Linked DNA regions of Homo sapiens: all the other regions are linked to region 3. The links are chromatin loops, found by intact Hi-C in ENCODE. Cell type or tissue: mammary epithelial cell. All regions are shown on one strand. Region 1 overlaps ERC1 (ELKS/RAB6-interacting/CAST family member 1). Region 2 overlaps ERC1 (ELKS/RAB6-interacting/CAST family member 1). Region 3 overlaps FBXL14 (F-box and leucine rich repeat protein 14). Region 4 overlaps ERC1 (ELKS/RAB6-interacting/CAST family member 1).

Region 1 (5,000 bases), 390 kb before region 3:
ATCTATACACTTATGTGACTACCACCATGATCAAGATATATAGAACATTTCCTCATCCCCAAAAGTTCCCTTTTGCCCCTTTACAGCAAATCTCTTCCCAACCCTAGTCCCAGCCTCTGCAGATCTGAGACCTACTTTTAAAATTAATTTTATACATTAAACTTCAGTTTCTCCCTTTTGCCTTAACATTTAATTTTCTACTTTCCCATTCTAACACAACCACAAGTATGTGTAATTCCCTATTTCCTCAGCTCCAGAAGTAGATTCAGATTTTTTAAAGCCAATCAGGATAATAGCATTCTCTTTCTTAGTGACTAGTTTCGCATTGAGCACATATGCATTAGTGATTGGAAGGAAAAACCACAGGGAGGCTTCTGGGAATGATTTTCTTATAAGACAGACTTGCAAGAAGAAAGATGACCCCTTTCTCCTGAACATTATCTTGTCGGGATGTGATACCCATAATTGCTGCAGCTACTTCTGCCAACCTAAGATGAAGCCAGCGTCCAGAGAGTGACAGTTAACAAAACCTCAGCAAAGCAGAGTTGGAACTGAAATGGACTATTCCTGAAACTGCCTCTGTGCTGCTTGTTATGTGAGATAGGACAATTTCTGATTGTTTAAGCCAGTTTGAATGAGGATTCTCCGTTACTTCCAACCCAGTGCATTCAAATGGATATAATTATGTACTTATTTCCGCCCCCCCCCCCCTTTTTTTGTAATGGAAGCAATCATTTTGAAAAGAGTTAAAGTTTTTTGGTAAGTCAAATAAGGATCAATGCTGCTGAAAGCTGGGACAACACACGGGCCCTGACCAAATTGGGGTTTCTTTGTCTACCTCATACCTTCCAAATCAAAAAATAATTTCCCTAGTATTTTAATTACTCCCCCAAATCAGGAATAACTTCCTCACTGTGCTGATTTTGGTTCTTTTAAAATAAGGTGGTAATTTGAAGGTAATAGTTAAACCAGTCATAGATTATTCTATGCCATTCTTTTCAAATCAGCCCACTCAGGTGTCAGTCCTACTTTTCTTTTGTTGTAGTCCTCTTTATTCTCCTTTGTTTCTGCCTCCACCTCATCCCCCACCCAAATGCCTGGAACAGATCTCACCCTTTCGTCTTTTGAGAGGAATACATATAGCAGATTTTTGCCTCCGACTAGGCAGCTACTTTAAAGGGGGATGTATTTTGAATCTAAGGAAGATACCCAAAAATTTTAATGCAGTTTGTTTAGTTATATTTGTTCATTTTAGCTGCCCTGTCTACATCATGACTTTTTGGGTTGGGGGGGTATGTGTTGGAAAGGTTTCTTATGTAGGTTTTTTTTTTTTTTTTGACAGAATCTCACTCTGTTGCTCAGGCTGGAGTGTAGTGGCGTGATGACAGCTCACTATAGCCTAGACCTCCCAGCCTCAAGCGATCCTCCCACCTCCGTGTCTTGAGTAGGTGGGACCACAGGCACACACCACCATGCCCAGCTAACTGCTTAATTTTTTTGTAGGGCTGGTGCCTCACTATGCTGTCTAGGCTGGTCTTGAACTCCTGGGCTCAAGTGATCCCCTTGGCCTCCCAAAGTGCTGGGATTACAGGCATGAGCCACCACACCTGGTGCATGTGCGCACGCTATTTCTCTCTCTCTCTCTCTCTCTCTCTGTCTGTCTCTCTGTCTGTCTCTCTCTCACTCTCTCTCTCTCTCTCTCTGTCTGTCTGTCTCTCTCTGTCTCTCTACACACACACACACACACACACACACACACACACACACACACACACACACACACACATATATATATATATATTTTTTTTTTTTTTTTTTTTTTAAGACAGATTTTCCCTCTGTCACCCAGGCTGGAGTGCAATGGTATGATCTCAGCTCACTGCAACCTCCACCTCCCGGGCTCAAGCGATTCTTGTGCGTCAGCCTTCCGAGTAGCTGGGAATACAGGCATACACCACCATGCCCAGCTAATTTTTGTATTTTCAGTAGAGATGGGGTTTCACCATCTTAACCAGGATGGTCTCGAACTCCTGGCCTCAAGTGATCCGCCTGCCTTGGCCTCCCAAAGTGCTGGGGTTACAGGGATGAACCATTGTGCCTGGCCTAGATTTTTGTTATACAGATGTTTGAGGTTAAACAACTGGTCCTGCATTACATAAGTAGGTAGCAGAGTCATGCCTAACAATTCCAGTGTCTGTCTCTCCTTCCTGAAAAGAAATCCTTTTCAGGTGTTCAGTTTTCATTAATGACCTCACCTCCTAGAAGAGGAGGCTGTAGACAGCTAGATGATTCAGAGTCTGTTCACTTGAGGATCTTACTGAGGCCAGAGTCTTTCCCACATGCTGGAATGCCCACTTACAGGACAGGTACTGCATAACTGGCATGTGGGTTGTTTTGCTGCTAGGGGCCAGTTTTTCTACACATGTGCTTTTTAATGCTTCTCTCAGTCTGGACTCAGTTAAGGGATACGTCTGGCTCAAAGAGACTAAGACTCCATCAATACAGAAGCTATTGTCATTTCATTTATAGATTATGCTAGCATTGGCGTTTATCTATAGCTTGTCTAATAGCTAGAAATTCCAGTGATGAAATTTTAGTTCCTTAAGGTCTGGTTGAGCTCTACTGGAAGGTATCACTTAACATACCACAGAGGCTGGTCATCCCAGTTATCATGTGCCCAGAATGTAGTAGTATCAGAAAGAAAGGACTTGTTGAACTTTGGACTATTTTTTTTGTTTTGTTTTGTTTTGTTTTTGTTGCTTTTTTTTTTTGAGGCAGGGTCTCTCTCATCCAGGGTGGAGTGCAGTGGCACTATCACGGCTCACTGCAGCCTTAACCTCTTGGGCTCAGGTGATCCGCCCACCTCAACCTCCTGGGTAGCTGAGACTAGAGGTGCATGCCACCATGCCCAACTAATTTTTGTATTTTTTTTGTAGAGATGGGTTTTTGCCAGATAGCCTAGGCTGGTCTCGAACTCCTGGGCTCAAGTGATCCATCTGCCTCTGCATCCCAAAGTGATACGATTACAGAGGTGAGCCACTGCAGCCAGCCCTGAAATTTGGACTCTTAAGTCTTTGGTCTTTCCATGTTCGAAGCCAATATTAAATGATAGTAGCTTGGGAGGTTATTTGGTTGGAAGGCTAATAAGTAATTTTGGATCCTAAACTATTAATACTAATTTCAGGTCCTCCAACTCTAGTAGAGAGATACAGAATACAGAGGGAAAACCAAAATATTGCACTGCTACAATTATTCTGAGAAAGATAGAACTGGAGATCAGTTTTGTTGTTCGTATATACATAAAATTCTTAGGGCTAGCCTTGTGAGTAGTTATGATGGAGGTAACTTTGTTTTTCTATTTTGTGGTGGTTAATTTTATCTTCTTTGCTAACCATCTTTTCCATACCTCATTGTATTAGTTCGTTCTCATGCTGCTATAAAGACATACTTGAGACTGGGTAATTTATAAAGAAAATAGTTTTAATTGGCTCATGTTTCTGCGGGCTGTACAGGCTTCTGCTTCTGGAGTAGCCTCAGGAAACTTACAGTCATAGCAGAAGGTGAAGGGGAAGCAGGCACATTTACATGGCCGGCAGGAGAGAGAGAGCCAGCAAAGGGGGAGGTGCCACACACTTTCAAACAACCAGATCTTGTGAGAACTCTGTCACAAGACAGCACTAGGGGGATGGTGCTAAACCATGACAAACCACCGTCATGATCCAGTCACTTCCCACCAGGCCCCACCTCCAACACTGGGGATCACAGTTCAACATGAGATTTGGGTGGGGACAAACCACCGTCATGACCCAGTCACTTCCCACCAGGCCCTACCTCCAACACTGGGGATCACAGTTCAACATGAGATTTGGGTGGGGACAAACCACCGTCATGACCCAGTCACTTCCCACCAGGCCCCACCTCCAACACTGGGGATCACAATTCAACATGAGATTTGGGTGGGGACAAACCACCGTCATGATCCAGTCACTTCCCACCAGGCCCCACCTCCAACACTGGGGATCACAATTCAACATGAGAGTTGGGTGGGGACAAACCACCGTCATGATCCAGTCACTTCCCACCAGGCCCCACCTCCAACACTGGGGATCACAGTTCAACATGAGATTTGGGTGGGGACATAGAGCCAAACCATGTCACTCATCTGGAACTATTAGCTCTTGGCTTTTACATCATGATTAAACTTTAATTTTGTGGACTACCAAGACAACCTAGTGTGTATTTATAGTATTGTTTTTAAGGGAGTTATATTTTGATTTATAAACAACTGACTTTGTTAAAAAAAAAATGTTATGGCCAGGCACGGTGGTTCACGCCTGTAATCCCAGCACTTTGGGAGGCTGAGGCGGGTGGATCACCTGAGGTCAGGAGTTCGAGACCAGCCTGACCAACATGGTGAAACCCTGTCTCTACTAAAAAATAGGAAAAAAAAAATTAGCCGGGCATGGTGGCAGGCACCTGTAATCCCAGCTATTTGGTAGGCTGAGGCACAAGAATTGCTTGAACCTGGGAGGCAGAGGTTGCAGTGAGCTGATACTGTGCCATTGCACTTCAGCCTGGGCAACAAGAGTGAAACTCCCATCTCAGAAAAGAAAAAAAAAAAAAGTTATGTGATCTGTTCATAGGATTTGGGCTAAATTCTGAGCATACTAAGAACACCCTTGATTAAAAACAAAAATCAACAAGATTAGCCCAAATCCTATGAACAGATTACATAACTTTTTTTTTTTTTGGAACACAAAGAATGAATGAGGTCATTTTCCTATCATGCCAGTAGTGATTTTTAATCTGGGAGTGTTATTTGCACATGTGTATGTGTAAGAGAAAGAGAACTTTTCTGATGGCATTTGGGAAAATAGCTGCCAGGCTTCAACTTAATGCCTAAAGATTATTGCCTTTTGAGTTTTTAAATTTTCTTTTAAAGATTTCACAACTAGTTTCTAAAATTTTTATACAATGAAAATGGAGGTTTTTATTTTTCA
Region 2 (5,000 bases), 470 kb before region 3:
TTAAAATTCTTAGAAAACAGGAATGTAAAGAAGGTGTTAGAAAGAAAATACTTTCAATGTTAAGAGAGAAATTAATCAATACACATAACATCAAATTATAGGATTTTACAAAACCATGTTATGTATAACATTAAAAGTGGCTTTTTAAGATAAGAATTTTATGCAAACTTTTGAGAATGAAAAAGATAACAGTGAAAAATTAGCACAACAGCAGCAGATTTTGAATTTTAAATAGTACTAGGAGGTTTCTAAAACCTTTTTTGTTATATCTGCACTCATCCTGCATTTGATCCATCATGTTCTGAAGAGGTCTCACCTAGAAAAATGAAAACCATTTCATCAGTACAGTGGTGTTCAGTTGCTTACTGCTGTCTCATAGTCATCTAATTGAATTGGAATTTCCTTTCCCTCCATTCCCTTTCTAAGAGGTTTCAAAGAATATTTAGAAGACACAATAAATGAAAACTGGACATTTCCCTATTGGTTGAATAAGTTTAGTGGTTTTTTTTGGCTCAGGGTTGGGGAGATCCAAGGTTATGTCATGCAAAAAGATGAATATGACCTATCACACAGTTCGTGCTGCATTTAGTTTCATATTTTGTGACTCAGATCTGTGAAAGATACAGATAAGAGGTGTTTGTTTTATTTCTTTTTTCCTTAAAGTGTTTTACTTCTTTTCTAGATTGGCCAGGTGAAACAGGAGCTGTCCAGAAAGGACACAGAACTACTCGCCCTGCAGACAAAGCTAGAAACACTCACAAACCAGTTCTCAGATAGTAAACAGCACATTGAAGTGTTGAAGGAGTCCTTGACTGCTAAGGAGCAGAGGGCTGCCATCCTGCAGACTGAGGTAGAAACAATTCTGGGATTTGTGGGGAGTTGGTTTCTTGGCACCTTTTCATAAGCGTTACCTGTGCTGTTTTTGTTATGTTTAGAATTGGGAAATATGAGTAATGTTATGATTAATTCTTCAGCAGCGTGATCAGTCACTGTGCTAAAATGTAACCATCTTATTTCAGTTGTTCTTAGATCTAACAAGTTAAAACAGGTGCAGTTTATGTTTTTAATTCTTTAAACTTTTGCCAAGTCTGTACTTCAAAGTATACTCTGACAGTATTAAAAATAAAAGGATAATTGTAAAAGAGAAATCATTGATTTAGAAGCTTCAGTTCAACCCCTGGTGAATTTTCTAGTCATGAATGACAATGAGCTTGGTTACACTGTGTTTGGAGTACATTTAAGTGTCTTTAAGTTGTGATATTATGAATAACTGTATATAGGAAACTGGAATCTGTTAAAGTTCTAGATAGTCTAATTTTAAACCACAGATTATTAGACAATGTGTCTTCATATCCTGTTTGAAAATAAAGTTAGTGTTTTTAGAATTTTTTTTTTTTTTTTGAGATGGCCTCTCGCTCTGTTGCCCAGGCTGGAGTGCAGTGGTGTGATCTTGGCTTGGCGTGATCTTGGCTCACCACTACCTCCGCCTCCTGGATTCAGGTGATTCTCCTGCCTCAGCCTCCTGAGTAGCTGGGATTATAGGCGCATGCCACCAAGCCTGGCTAATTTTTGTATTTTTAGTGGAGATGGGGTTTCACCATATTGGCCAGGCTGGTCTCGAACTCCTGACCTCTTGATCCGCCCGCCTCTGCCTCCCAAAGTGCTGGGATTACAGGCATGAGCCACCATGCCCGGGCAGTGTTTTTCAAAATCTTGGAAGATGATCTAGACTATTGGCTATGACTTCAGTTAGGTATCCACCATCTTCAGATAGGTATATGACTTCAGATAGATATTTAGTGTATTTGCTAAATAATCCCAGATCGATTCTTATCTATCTTACTTTCAATGATCGAAGAGAAAGAGTTGATGATACCATGTGGATTTACTGTCTTAATATAAATATTTTTTAAAGGTTGCAGTGAAATAGATAATTTAAGAATAGATAAGTAGTTTTGCTTTATAGAAGAAACATAAAGCATATGATGTAGATTAGCTTTTTTTCTTTAAAGAAAAATAAGAACATAATTTGGTGGAAAAAAGGAATGAGGAGGAAAAGAAAGAATAAAAACCTCATAGTCTTAGAAGACAAGAATCTTCCAATAAGGAAGAATGAAGAAGGAACCTAAACTGTTTCATGTAATATTTTTATCTGTACAATTTGGGGCTTTGTTAAAAATGGGAGATTTTAGCTGACATGTTTGTCATTTTTCTTATAACTTACACTTTTTCTATTTTAGTTATGTTTCATTTTGTTATGATGTCAGCTCCATTCTACCTCACAGAGATATTTGGGTATAAAATCATGAGATGCAGTAGTGGCTAAGGCTTTGGCTCTAGAGTCATGTTTACTGAGTTTGGACTTCCATCTTTACCACTTACTATGAGTCGCGTGATCCTGGGAACGTATTCAACTTCCTTACACTTCACTTTTCACGTCTGTAAGGTGAAGAGAATAGTAGTGCTTAACTCATAAGTTTGTTGTTAGAATTAAACTCGTTTATTTACTGCCAGTGTCTGGCACATAGTAAAGTCTTTGTACATTCGTCATTGTTATCATTTTATAATTCTTCTAATAAAATCAACTAATGCATATACTGTTGAGATGTTAAGAGAACATAGTATTTAGATGATCTGCATTTTCTTACTTTTATTAAGCTAAACTTAGGTTTATTCAGGGAATTATAAATATGAAATCATCTAGATAATGTTACCTGCAAAGTTATTCATTTATAGCTTTATTTTAAAAATTTTTTGTGGGTGCATAGTAGGTATATATATTTATGGGGTATGTGAGATATTTAATACAGGCATACAATGTGAAAATAAATTATGGAGAATGGCGGTATCCATCCCCTCAATCGTGTATCCTTTGAGTTACAAACAATCCAATTACACTCTTTAAGTTATTTTAAAATGTAATAGCTTTATTAATCGTTTTTCACTTCAGTAGCTTGAGTGCATGCAATACAGCAAAAGGGTCAGAAGAGGGTGCCAGTGTTCTAGAGGTCAGCCGCACTTCCAAGTTTGCTACTGTAATAGCTTTGGATGGAGGTGGCAGGTGTACAAACCAGAGAACCAAGCAGTTGGTTAATGATAATGCAAACATTTAAAAGCTTGTCACAGTCTAATAAATGACTTTTCCCCCTTGGCAATCCATGCTTCTCTTTGTACCCCCCTCAAATAATATTCTTATTAGCCAGGTCTCACCCAGATGGGCTTGTGATTGGTTTCTTGTACCATAGAGAATAGATTGTATTTATTGTCATTCATGAATGGTTTTTAGTTTTTAGCCATTGCAGGAGTAGCTGAGTCTCAGTGATTATTTCTGTAAGTTACTAGGGCCACTGCGCAAATAGAACCATCTCATCATAAAAGATAAAAGAATGAAAGCTAACTTTCTTTGGAATTTGGGATGATTTTAAGAATGTAATATGTCTATTTATTAGCATTGCTTAAAAAATTACTCTGGTGGCACTTGACAAGAGTCACCTTTTCCAATGTAACTTGCCAGTGTTAGAGCCCAGTAAAAGGCAGTTTATACCAGCTCTTTGAAAGTTTTCATGTGTTTCTATAATTTGCTCTTAGTTGATTTCATCTTTTCTGCAGCTATCCCAGACTTCGATCTAACACTCGGATTACTAAATTAAGTATATATGAAAAAAGAACATGGAGCATGGAGTTTTTCTTTCATTTTTATTTTTAGAGATAGAATCTTACTCTGTCACCCAAGCTGGAGTGCAGTGGCATGATTATATTAATAGCTCATTGCAGCCTGGAACTCCTGGGATCAAACGCTTCTCCTGCCTCAGCCTCCTGAGTAGCCAAGACTTATAGGCATGTGCCACCACACCTGGCTAATTTTTAAAACTTTTTGCAGAGACAGAGTCTCACTGTGTTGCCTAGGCTGGTCTGGGACTCCTGAGCTCAAGCAATCCTCCTGCCTCTGCCTCCCAAAGTGCTCGGATTACAGGCGTGAGCCACTGTGCCTAGCCTGGAGTTTAAAAAATTTTAAAAATCCTTTAAGGAAAACAGTTACATGTGAAAAGATCTGTTTGTTTTTTGTTTTGTTTTGTTTTTTTTGTTTTTTTTTTCCCTATTCAGGGTACATGGACTAAGGCCCTCTGGTGTTATACAAGGTACAGTATATATGGAATCGCTCCCGTTTTGTAACCATCTCTTTTAATCTGATGACTTTCACAGAGGTGGTCTGGATTTAGTAATATAGTGGTTAAAAGCATGGTCTTTGGTGTCAGACATAGGCTTGAAAACCAGCCCTCTACCTTTACTAGTTGTGTGACCTTAGAGGAGTTACTTTACTTCTTCTTTGTGTGTGTGTGTGTGTGTGTGTGTGTGTGTGTGTGTGTGTGTGTGTGTGTGTGTGTGAGATGGAGTTTTGCTCTTGTTGCCCAGGCTGGAGTGCAATAGCACAATCTTGGCTCACCACAACCTCGCCTCCTGGGTTCAAGCGATTCTCCTGCCACAGCCTCCCGAGTAGCTGGGATTATAGGCATGTGCCACCACACCTGGCTAATTCTGTATTTTTAGTAGAGATGGGGTTTCTCCCTGTTGGTCAGGCTGGTCTCGAACTCCCGACCTCAGGTGATCTGTCCTCCTCAGCCACCCAAAGTGCTGGGATTACAGGTGTGAGCCACCGCATCCATTCAGGAGTTACTTTACTTCTTTAAGCCTCCATTTCCTCATCTATAAAATGAGGATAATGATAATAACAACTTCCTAAGGTTTTTATGACTAGGTGTTTAATTCTGTTCTCATCTGAATATGGAGGGACATTTTTTTATTAATTTATTATTTTTTTTTTGCGACAAGGTTTCACTTTGTCATTCAGGCTGTAGTGCAGTGCCTTGATCATAGCTCACTGTAACCTTGAACTTCTGGGCTCAGGTGATCCTCCCACTTCAGCATCTTGAGTAGCTAGGACTACAGATGCAGGCCACCTCTCCTGGCTGATTTTTTAATTTGTATTTTTTGTAGAGACA
Region 3 (5,000 bases):
GGAATCCCCCACCCACAACACTCGACCCCTCTCGACAGTCTTCATAGACGGCGACAGGAAATTCAGAAACTGGGAAATGGCCATGCTGGAGTCCTTTAATGGGCGAATGGACACCTTTAGGGTGGGGGGTGGGTGTGCTGGTAGCAGCTAAAAGAGTACAGAGGAAGGTTAGGAAAGCAGCAGCAGTGGCTGTCAGCCTGCAAATCAGTGTCCGGGCTGTGTGGATTTGCAGACTGAGCCACGGGAACCTCCTGGGGAGAGGGTTTGGGGAAGGTCCCCTACAAGAGAAACGTGCATCATCTTGGGATTACTGGAGCCCTCAGCTATACCTTCCTCTGCAAAACGGAGCACAGAAACTGGAGTCACGTGGTTTGGATGGAGAATGTTGAAGCCAATAGAGTAATTGCTGCCTGAAGGGCCCATGTGAGGAATGTCGGAGCCGGCCTGTCCCGGAAATGCTTTTTCCTATGTGTCCTCTGTACACTGTTGCTCTAGCTTCCCGGCAGAAATGGGGTGTGGATGAAAACAACGTTGGTCCTGACGGCTGTGAGCACAGAACTAGAGTGACAGCCACATGCCTCCCGTAGGACATTTTCAGGCTTGCAGTGCTGCCACCTCAGAGGTCTCAGTCACACCAACATCCTCACGCCAGCCCAGTGGCCACATTCGCAAGAGATTTGTCTAGAGTCAAATTCAAAGGTTGTTTCTGTGGTTACAGAAAGAGGGCCTACCTTCTTGAAAATGAAGCCCAGGGCCGGGCCTGGTGACTCACGTGTGTAATCCCAGCACTTTGGGAGGCTGAGGCGGGTAGATCACCTGAGGTCAGGAGTTCAAGACCTGCCTGGCCAACATGGCAAAACCCTGTCTCTACTAAAAAATACAAAAATTAGCCAGGCATGGTGGCACGTGCCTGTAGTCCCAACTACTCAGGAGGCTGAGGCAGGAGCATTGCTTGAACCCGGGGAGCAGAAGTTGCAGTGAGCTGAGATTGCACCACTGCATTCCAGCCTGAGCAACAGAGTGACTCTGTCGAAAGAAAAGGAAGGAAGGAAGGAAGGAAGGAAGGAAAGGAAAGAAGGAAAAGAAAGAAAAGAAAGGAAGAAAAGGAAGAAAGAAAGAGAAAGAAGAAAGAAAAAGAGAAAGAAAGAAAGAAAAAGAAAAGAAAAGAAAGAGAAAGAAAACGGAGTCCAGGAAAGCTGTTCTTGGAGGCTATGAATCAAGGAGCAGCCCTCCCAGTTCTTCCGAGGAGCAGCTTTAGGAACTGCTGGTCCTCAGCGTTCACACATTCCCCTCACTCAGTTCTCATTCTGGCTCCTCAGCCAGCCCCGTTTTCTTCTTCTTGGCTTTGTGCAGGGTGATACGTGTTTGCTTTTCTTTCCTTTACAACCTGTATTCTCTGTTTGGGGTGCCTTCCCTGAATCTGTATTCTTTCAGTGTAGTCACTAAGAATGGCATATTTCAGCTATTACTTTCCAAAAGTTGCGCAGGGAGATGTTCTGCTTTCATAAGACCTTCACGGATGGTGCCAGGAATGAATGTAATTTGCCTTATGCACAGGCCCCAAGTCCCTGAAACTTTTCCTTTTTTATTTATTCTCTAACCAAAAATGACGTCTATATTACAGAGCTTATAAGCTGTGGCTCCTCTAGCCAATACAGCTTGGTAGAAGCATCTGCAGGGGATAACTGCCTCCACCTTTTTTCCCACTTCTACACCTGCCCTTCCCACTCACAGTTTGATTCCCCGAGGCCAGGCTGTTGAGTACCAGGAGGGCAAGACCCGAAGGCCTCTCCTGCCCTCAGCCTGTCTCTTCTTGTGCCATTCTACGGAATCTGGCTACATTGGCTCAGAAGTTATTTTTGTAAGTTCTGCTACCTTGTCCTAATGTCAGTTTTCTGTAGGAGGAATTTAGGTCACACAAGCAACTTTACTTCTTCGTCAGGGCTGTTATTATTTTCATCTTCATAGACTCTCTTATATTTTATGAAGATGTCTTCATCTGGGCAATAAAGATACTCCTTTTAATAAAAATTAAAAAAAATTAAAAAAAAGATACTCCTAAAATTTTAAAATGTTTTTTCCTGAAAGGCTCTCTAGAATTTGTCCTCACAGATACACTTCTGATTTTTCTTTTGTAATAAAAAAAACTAGCTCTTTTTCTTGCTGTTTAAATTGATACCTCCATGTATGACTAAAATTTTTCCCATTTTCTTCCTCCCAAACTCCCCAGATATGGCAATCTAAGAAGGATTTGTATGAAGTGCCCTTTAAGAAGAATTAGAAGTTTAAAGAGAAAAAAAAAAAAGCATTAGAAGTTAATGTTTGATTCTCTTAGCTCCAAAAGCAGAGAGCTGCAAAATAACACCTGGCTCTGGGGAGTAACCTCACTGATATTTTAAAATTCAATTTCATCTTTTCCAGGAAGTGAAATTCCTCATTTGTCAACTCTTACGCCTGGAGGAAATACTTTGCGGGTGCGGGTGAAAGAGAAAGGACCAGAGGGGATTTGTTAGATGGGAGGAGGTTGTGGTTCCCCTTGGGAAATAGCTTCCAACTCACAGACAATGCTGCCACCTACTGACAAGACCAAGACATGGGACGTGCAGACTTCGTGGATTTCTCCACTTTCTGTCTTCCACAGTGGAGGACATTTAGTTTTGCATTAACCATACTTTATTGTACTACCTTATATTGGACCCTAAAATCATGTTCATAAACTTGGGGTAAAGAAAAACACAAGGTCGGACTCCTAGTTTTAATAACTCCAGGACAGGTGTGGATATGATTCACAGCTGCTTCACAATGGGGAAGGTAAATTGTGTGTAAGAGGGTTTTTTGTTGTTTTTTTAAAGGGCTGGGGAGGCTGAAGCAACAGTCCAGAAGGAGACAATAACAGTTTTCCAGCCCTACCTTTCAATAATGTGTAGTGCTTGACTTTTACCTCTTAACCCACATATGCACATTTTTATTTCTAAAGAAAGCAGTTGTAGGCTCCTGCAATCTCAGCACTTTGGGAGGCCGAGATGGGAGGATCACTTGAGCCCAGGAGTTGGAGACCAGCCTAGGCAGCATAGCGAGACCCTGTCTCTACAAAAAAAAAATAATAATAGTAATAATGGGCATGGTGGCACATGCCTGTGGTCCCAGCTACTCGGGAGGCTGAGGTGGGAGGATTGCTTGAGCTCAGGAAGTCGAGGCTGCAGTGAGATATGATCACACCGCTGCACTTCAGCCTGGGTGACAGAGCGAGACCCCAACTCTAAAAATCAATAAAGCAGGGATGAAGCTGTTTGCTGCTAAATCCTGTGTCCTACGTTAATGAGTTTCTGCAGTTCCCCTTGTGATTCCATTGAAAATTAGACCCTTCTGTGTAGGGAAGAGAGAGGCCAGCTGCCTTCCTGGGGGTCATGCTGTTCTGATTGTTGACATCTGACCCTGAGCACAATGGCAGGGCATCTGTCTCAAGTGCACAGACATCAGCTAGGGCTGGAAGAGCCAATCCTCCATCTACTCCAGGCTCTGGAAACTTGAAGACCTTTTCTGCTTCGTACAACCGTCAGCTGTCAGCTGGATGAAGTTCAGGGGGCCACAGAACTTAACCATCCTGCTTTTACAGATTCCTGAAAACTGGCTAAATTCTGTGCATCTGAAGTAAATTAGGAAAGGTAGAAATTGTCACTTTCATCTTGTCATTTTCGTGTTGTTTGCTTAAGACACACGTACTGGCCATCTTGTCGTTGTTGTTGTTCACAGCAGTGGAGTTTTGGGCAATGAAGTTAAGGTTTAAATTACTGAAAGCAGAAATGCTTGTCTTCCATCTGAGAACATGAAGCATTTATTTGAGGGGCGTTTGCGGGCTTAACTGTTACAATTTCTCCCTTACTTTACTCATGTGTCCAATTTTAGCCTCAGTGATTGTTCTAGAGATTCTCAGAAATAGCAGGACTAATTTTTTTGGCTCCTCCCTGTTTAGTGACTACGTCTCAGAAAGCCTTGCCTTGGGCTAGAAAAAGGTAGCAGATGTGTGGCCGGGCGCGGTGGCTCACGCCTGTCATCCCAGCACTTTGGGAGGCCGAGGCAGGCGGATCACAAGGTCAGGAGATCGAGACCATCCTGACTAACATGGTGAAACCCCGTCTCTACTAAAAATACAAAAAATTAGCCGGGCGTGGTGGCAGGTGCCTGTGGTCCCCGCTACTCGGGAGGCTGAGCCAGGAGAATGGCGTGAACCCGGGAGGCAGAGCTTGCAGTGAGCCAAGATTGTGCCACTGTACTCCAGCCTGGGCGACAGAGCGAGACTCCGTCTCAAAAAAAAAAAAAAAATGTAGCAGACGTGTATGTAAATAATGCTAGTTTGAGGCCAAGATTTCCTAAGGAGAAATATTATGAACCTTGGTAGGAAATATTTCCTCATATCCTTTTTAGATGAGAAAAACAATGTTTTCCAAGCCATAGTAATTCCACATTAATATTTATGAAAAATTAATGTGGTCTCAACTGTTTTCCCACAGTCCAGTTCCAGTGTCTCAGATCCATGATGTAAGGAGTAATTGTTGACACCCCACTGTGTGGTAGGTCTGATCCTTCTGGAGTGTGGATTACGTAAATGGGGGAGTAATAAATATAAGAAGGTGCCTAGTATTAACAAATTAGACCCTTTTACTCTTTCTGGACAAGTGGGATTTGTAACTAAAACATCTGTGAAGTCAAGCCTTTTTGCCCTTGAATGAAGAGAAAATAGCTAGAGTTTTTGCAACTTGATTCTACTTTATAAAAGGATTGTGTGGCAGGTATTTATAGCATGTGAAATATGTGTGAGTTCCTAGCTTTGAAGCTCTCATGAGCATGTACTTCCAGCATTAGTATTCTGCATTACTATGTGCAACAAAGCAGTGTTTTGGAAACTGGCTCAAATCCTCTGAGAGCAACAGGCAACAGATTTGACAGTTAGCTACTTCAGTACCTTATAGACCATTTAACAACATGTACTAGTTTTTTGG
Region 4 (5,000 bases), 110 kb before region 3:
ACAGCTAGCAAGACCAGATTCCTTGTAAAGCTTTCCTCTCAGGTAGGGGAGACTTCCTCTTTTTCTCCATGGAGAGCTTGTGCACCTGGATGCAGTAGAGCCTGATCCACTAACCACTGGCCAGGCGTGATAGATACATATTAAGTTTTCCTACAACAGATAGATCTATCAGTCTAACCTGTGTACCTGGCCCTGTACCTCTTGAGACCTCAGCTGTCTTACTTGTAAGGTTAGAGAATGGGACTAGTAGTTCCTGTAGCTCCCTTCCGGGCTGATGAGTCTAAATTTCAGAATTGGCCTGTTTTGGGTGTAGCATTTGTAGGTCTCGTTGTTCCATTGTTGGGTATTTGCCTGAGCTGCAGGTCGGGGATAGGGGACAGGGTAGAAAACTAAATGATAATTTATGTTTTTATATAGATTCACTAGAAATCTTAACTGTTTTATTTCTTTTAGGGCTGGGGGCTGCCAGTGCAGTTGCAGAGTTTTCAGTGCCATAGCTGGGAAGCAGAGAAGCTCTTGATTTGTTTTTGTTTTGTTTTTAACCTTTGAAAATGAATGGCAGAAATATGTGATGACCTAACATTAAAAAATCTAGGCCAAGCACAGTGGCTCCCCACTATAATCCCAGCACTTTGGGAAGCCAAGGTGGGAGGATTGCTTGAGGCCAGGAGTTCAAGACCAGTCTGGGCAACATAGTGAGACCTCCTCTCTACAAAAAAAATTTAAAATTAGTGGGGTGTGCTGGCATTTCGCTGTAGTCCCAGCCACTCGGGAAGCTGAGGTGAGAGAATCACTTCAGCCCAAGAGGTAGAGATTGCAGTGAGCCGTGATCACACCACTGCACTCCAGCCTGGGCAACAGAGTGTAACCCTGTCTCAAAAGAAAAAAAAAAAGAGAAGAGAAAAGGAAGGAAGGGAGAAAGAAAAGGAAAAAAGGAAGGAAGGGAAGGAGGGAGGAAGGAAGATAAATCTAGCTACCCTAAGGCATATGGCTAGCATTCACTCAGTAAATACTTAATGAACACTTATTACATGCCAGGCATAAAGTGTTGTTGATAATACAAGAAAGTAATTACATACTTGAGTTTCCCTCCCATCCAGGGAATCTCATCTTCTATCATGAGGGAAAGAAAGGAGGAAGTCCCTTTATATCACCACTTGAATCTGGAGGAGATGACTGTGAACTATCAAATTGTTAAGCAGTGGAATTTTGACTTTGGATAGACAGACCCGAATGGAGCCAAACTCTTGTTGTTTTTTGTTTGTTTTTCTGAGAAGGAGTCTCACTCTGTTGCCCAGGCTGGAGTGCAGTGGTGCGATCTCAGCTCACTGCAACCTCCGCCTCCTGGGTTCAAGCAGTTCTCCTGCCTCAGCTTCCTGAGTAGCTAGGATTACAGGCACGCACCACCATGCCCAGCTAATTTTTGTATTTTTTTAAGTAGAGACAGGGTTTCACCATGTTGATCAGGCTGGTCTTGAACTCCTGACCTCGTGATCCACCCACCTTGGCCTCCCAAAGTGCTGGGATTACAGGTGTGAGCCACTGCGCCCGGCCCAAACTCTCGTTTTTATTATGCCATTTTGTTCAAAGTTAGTTATGGGAGAGCAGTAACATCTTATTTACTTTTGGTCTAAGCAACAGCCTTTCCTTCCTGTAAAAACAAATTCATACATTGCCTGGCAAGGGAGTTCATCACAAAGTAGGAAGGGGAGCTGGGTGTGATGGTGCGCACCCGTAGTCCCGGCTACTCAGCGGTCTAAGGCAGGAAGATCACTTGAGCCCAGGAGTTCCAGGCTGCAGTGAGCTGTGATCTCGCCACCGCACTCCAGCCTGGGGGACAGAGTGAGACTCTATCTCAAAAAAAAAAAAAAAAAAAAGGACAGGGAGGGAGAAGGAGAAGTCCCCACAGCAGCCTCACAGCCATTACCACTTCCGGCCCACTTGCACAGTCTCTGCAAGTGCAGACTTGAAAGGAAAGAGGACTTTGGAGTTAACTTTAATGAGTGGGAAATAAACATAGGATAAATTCTTCAAGAGCAATTTTAGTTTTCCCTGGTACTAAGTGCTAAAGGGATTCTGTAGAGTCAAGAAGTGACCAGATGCCTGTAGAAAAATAGATCCCTGGGCAAAAAAGATTGAGGTTTAGAGGGATTGTAGAGGGTTAGAGGGATTCCAGATCCCTCTGACTGTGTAAGTTTTATGTCTTATTCAATAGATGCTCTTACGGCAAAATACATTTCCATTTATTCCAGTTGTGTGAAATTCCAAACTAGGAAGTTATTTTATGTCTTCGTATCTCCTAAGAAGCCTGCAGATTCAAGTTAGGGGCTTGTGGGCCAGACCTGGCCAGGACGAGCACCATTTCCACTTGATCTGTCAGCTCCAAAAGGCTCCGAACATCATGCCAGATTACAGCTCAGACCTCATGGCCTGTGACACATCCTGGGACTTAGCTGTTAGAACCTCAAGTTTAGATTCTTGTCTGCTTAAACCAAACTAGGCATTTCTGAATAATTTCCTGCCCTCCACCAAACCATCTGCAGAAAGGAATTAATCTGAGTCACTGCCAACCACAGAGGAATTCATTCACTGACCCCTCTTGTAACCGTCCCTTCTTTATACCCATCAATACATCCTCCCTTTCACCTCATGCTTTGTGACTATGAATAGAGTTGTTTACCTTGAAATCAGGCCAAGTCCACAGAACTTTTAACTGTATTTTCTCTTTTACAAATTTATTTCACGGAGTTCTGGTAGCTCTCTCTAACATCTTTACTAGAGAGAAAATGTTGTTTCTGTTCTAAAATCATGACTTGTGCTGAGCGGTAAATGTTTGGGGCAGTCTCCCTGAATCAAGCAGCCCGCCCCTCAGCTCTGCTTCTCTTTCTCCATTCAGCCCCCTCGCATTCCTTATTCTTTAGACTGTCAGCTTGTTCTCTGGCAGTTATCCTAACACTCAAAGAGGGAAGGGGGCCTGAGTGGTTTTCCCTGTAGCCAGTCGTAACCATGCTTTTGTCTGCCATATGCTTGGAGAGCCTCATCTCTGAAATGTTCCCGCTCTGCTGAGCTTCCTCCGTTCGTTTCTTCCCTGCACAGTGGTAGGGTGAGGCATTCTCCCCTTCCCTCTGCTGCATACGCTTCCAGCCTGTGTTGCTTTGAGCATTCAGATTGAGTTGCTCTTGCATTTGTGATTCTTGGCTCAAGTCCCTCTAGAAATCATATTACTACTCTGAGTTCAGGGAGGGCTGGAACAGCTACTAAGAACAGAATGCATTTTAATAACATTCAACACACAAAAAAGCCAGAGAATTTCTGCCAGAGGCCACCTTCGTATCCTATACTTGTCCCGTATTCCATCCCTTAAGAACTTTAAACACAGTGGAGTGCTACACTGTATGGTTTATGTGCCCTGCTGTCTACCAAAGGGCCTGTATCATCAGATTGTTTTGGTTTGGACATGCTTCAAATTTGAACTTAAATAGCTCTTTAGAACATTATCGAGGCCTTTCCCCAGAATTAATATCTATTCCTTTATTTCATTCACCATTTTCAGATTGTCTGCTACGTGCAGGCCTTTTGTTACGAGGCAATATTGGTATACAAAAAAGAATTCACCAAGGAGCTTGAAGAACAGTTGGGGAATTAAACATAAAACCAACTATTGAAAGGGGACAAAATGAATACTGTAGCAGTTTACACTTCTAACCAGGGATGGCATTACAGAGAAAAGGGGCTCAACCGTGAAGGATAAGAAAGATAGAGAAGAAAGATGTGTAGGAAGTAAGATTGTCCACATTCTAGAATGAGAGGAAAGGAAAAGCAAAGACAGGGAATGGCAGGTATGTACCAGGAGATGAAATTGAAGCAGTAGCTCCCATGCCAAAAAGCTTAGTCTTTTATTTTGTAGGAAGGAAATCATTTAAGATGTTGGAAGAGGAGGAGGGAACTGTTCCAGCCTATTTTAGAAAGATTACTCTTACACCAGGGTTGAAGTAGTTATGAAGCTATTGCAAGATGGTAGAACATGAGAGCTTGAATTAGGATTGTTAACAAGGATATCGGAAATGAAAAAACTAGGCTAGATGTGGTGGCTCACACCTGTAATTTCAACATTATGGGAGGCTGAAGTGGGAGGATTGCTTAAGGCCAGGAGTTGAAGAGCAGCCTGGGCAACATAGTGAGATGTCATCTCTTTAAAAAAAAAAAAAAGGCTGGGCAAGGTGACTCATGCCTGTAATCCCAGCACTTTGGGAGGCCGAGGTGGGTGGATCACACGGTCAGGAGATCGAGACCATCCTGGCTAACACAGTGAAACCCCGTCTCTACTAAAAATATTTTAAAAATTAGCCTGGGGCCACCTGTGGTCCCAGCTACTCAGGAGGCTGAGGCAGGAGAATGGCATGAACCCGGGAGGCAGAGATTGCAATGAGCTGAGATCACGCCACTACACTCCAGCCAGGGCGACGGAGCAAGACTCCATCTCAAAAAAAAAAAAAAACTTAGCCAGGCGTGGTGGCACTCTCCTGTAGCCCTAGCTACTCGGGAAGCTGATGCAGGAGGATCACTTGAGGCCAGGAGTTAGAGGTTACAGTGAGCTATGATCACTCCACTGAACTCCAGCCTGGGCAACAGAGCAAGACTCTTTCTCTTCAAAAGAAAAAAAAGAAAGAAAAAACTAAATTAGAAGAAACATGATCTGGAAAGAGCATTAATAGGAAACTCACAGAAGAAGTGGCCAATAAATATATATTTTTTAATGTTTTACCCCAGTTTTTGGCTTCACTACAGATGGGAAGAACTACGAATGAAAACAGTGCTGTCATACTGGGAAGGTTGGGATTGGTTGGTTTGTTGGAGTCCCCAGTATGTTCAGAGAGTGGGAAAATGGCACCCTTATTTCTTGCTTATGGGCTGAATATCAGTACAGCTATTCTAGAATGGTCTGGTTACTTGTCAAAAGCTTTACACAGGTCTATACCCTTTGACTCGGGAATTTTAAG

Evidence for each region. Hi-C counts contacts between places; a loop is a spot of excess contacts. Peaks named below come from ENCODE experiments on the same cell type or tissue, not always from the same donor. Only the 100,000 strongest peaks of a DNase experiment are listed, where the experiment ranks them.
Region 1: a loop joins it to region 3, with 2.4 times the contacts of the local background. A loop is called at or near these places in 11 of 110 quality-filtered maps.
Region 2: it touches region 3 in a loop (13-fold over the local background); 103 of 110 quality-filtered maps call a loop at or near these places.
Region 4: a loop joins it to region 3, with 2.6 times the contacts of the local background. A loop is called at or near these places in 4 of 110 quality-filtered maps.

Annotation. Positions count from the first base shown.
Region 1 is chr12:1,195,177-1,200,176 of GRCh38, forward strand. All of the region lies in intron 12 of ERC1 (ELKS/RAB6-interacting/CAST family member 1), which reads left to right. Among named protein-coding and RNA genes, the nearest start is that of ERC1, 210 kb to the left of the region's middle. In mammary epithelial cell, no CTCF peak of the experiment used is centred here; DNase peaks (open chromatin) are centred at 2,275 and 2,615; H3K27ac peaks cover 1,037 bases.
Region 2 is chr12:1,115,184-1,120,183 of GRCh38, forward strand. It overlaps ERC1 (ELKS/RAB6-interacting/CAST family member 1), which reads left to right. Exons shown (of 19, transcript NM_178040.4): 7 at 683-850. LOC124902857 (a long non-coding RNA gene) reads right to left here. Exons shown (of 3, transcript XR_007063157.1): 2 at 2,383-2,439; 3 at 231-316. Among named protein-coding and RNA genes, the nearest start is that of ERC1, 130 kb to the left of the region's middle. RefSeq lists an enhancer at 217-1,416. In mammary epithelial cell, a CTCF peak has its summit at 2,988 (motif pointing right); DNase peaks (open chromatin) are centred at 498, 918 and 2,998; H3K4me3 peaks cover 144 bases; H3K27ac peaks cover 2,574 bases.
Region 3 is chr12:1,581,091-1,586,090 of GRCh38, forward strand. The region is part of intron 1 of FBXL14 (F-box and leucine rich repeat protein 14); the gene reads right to left. Among named protein-coding and RNA genes, the nearest start is that of FBXL14, 11 kb to the right of the region's middle. RefSeq lists an enhancer at 579-628. In mammary epithelial cell, a CTCF peak has its summit at 2,574 (motif pointing left); a DNase peak (open chromatin) is centred at 2,531.
Region 4 is chr12:1,471,773-1,476,772 of GRCh38, forward strand. The region is part of intron 18 of ERC1 (ELKS/RAB6-interacting/CAST family member 1); the gene reads left to right. Among named protein-coding and RNA genes, the nearest start is that of LINC00942, 26 kb to the right of the region's middle. RefSeq lists an enhancer at 1,670-1,739. In mammary epithelial cell, no CTCF peak of the experiment used is centred here; DNase peaks (open chromatin) are centred at 1,929, 2,509, 3,129 and 4,399; H3K27ac peaks cover 3,667 bases.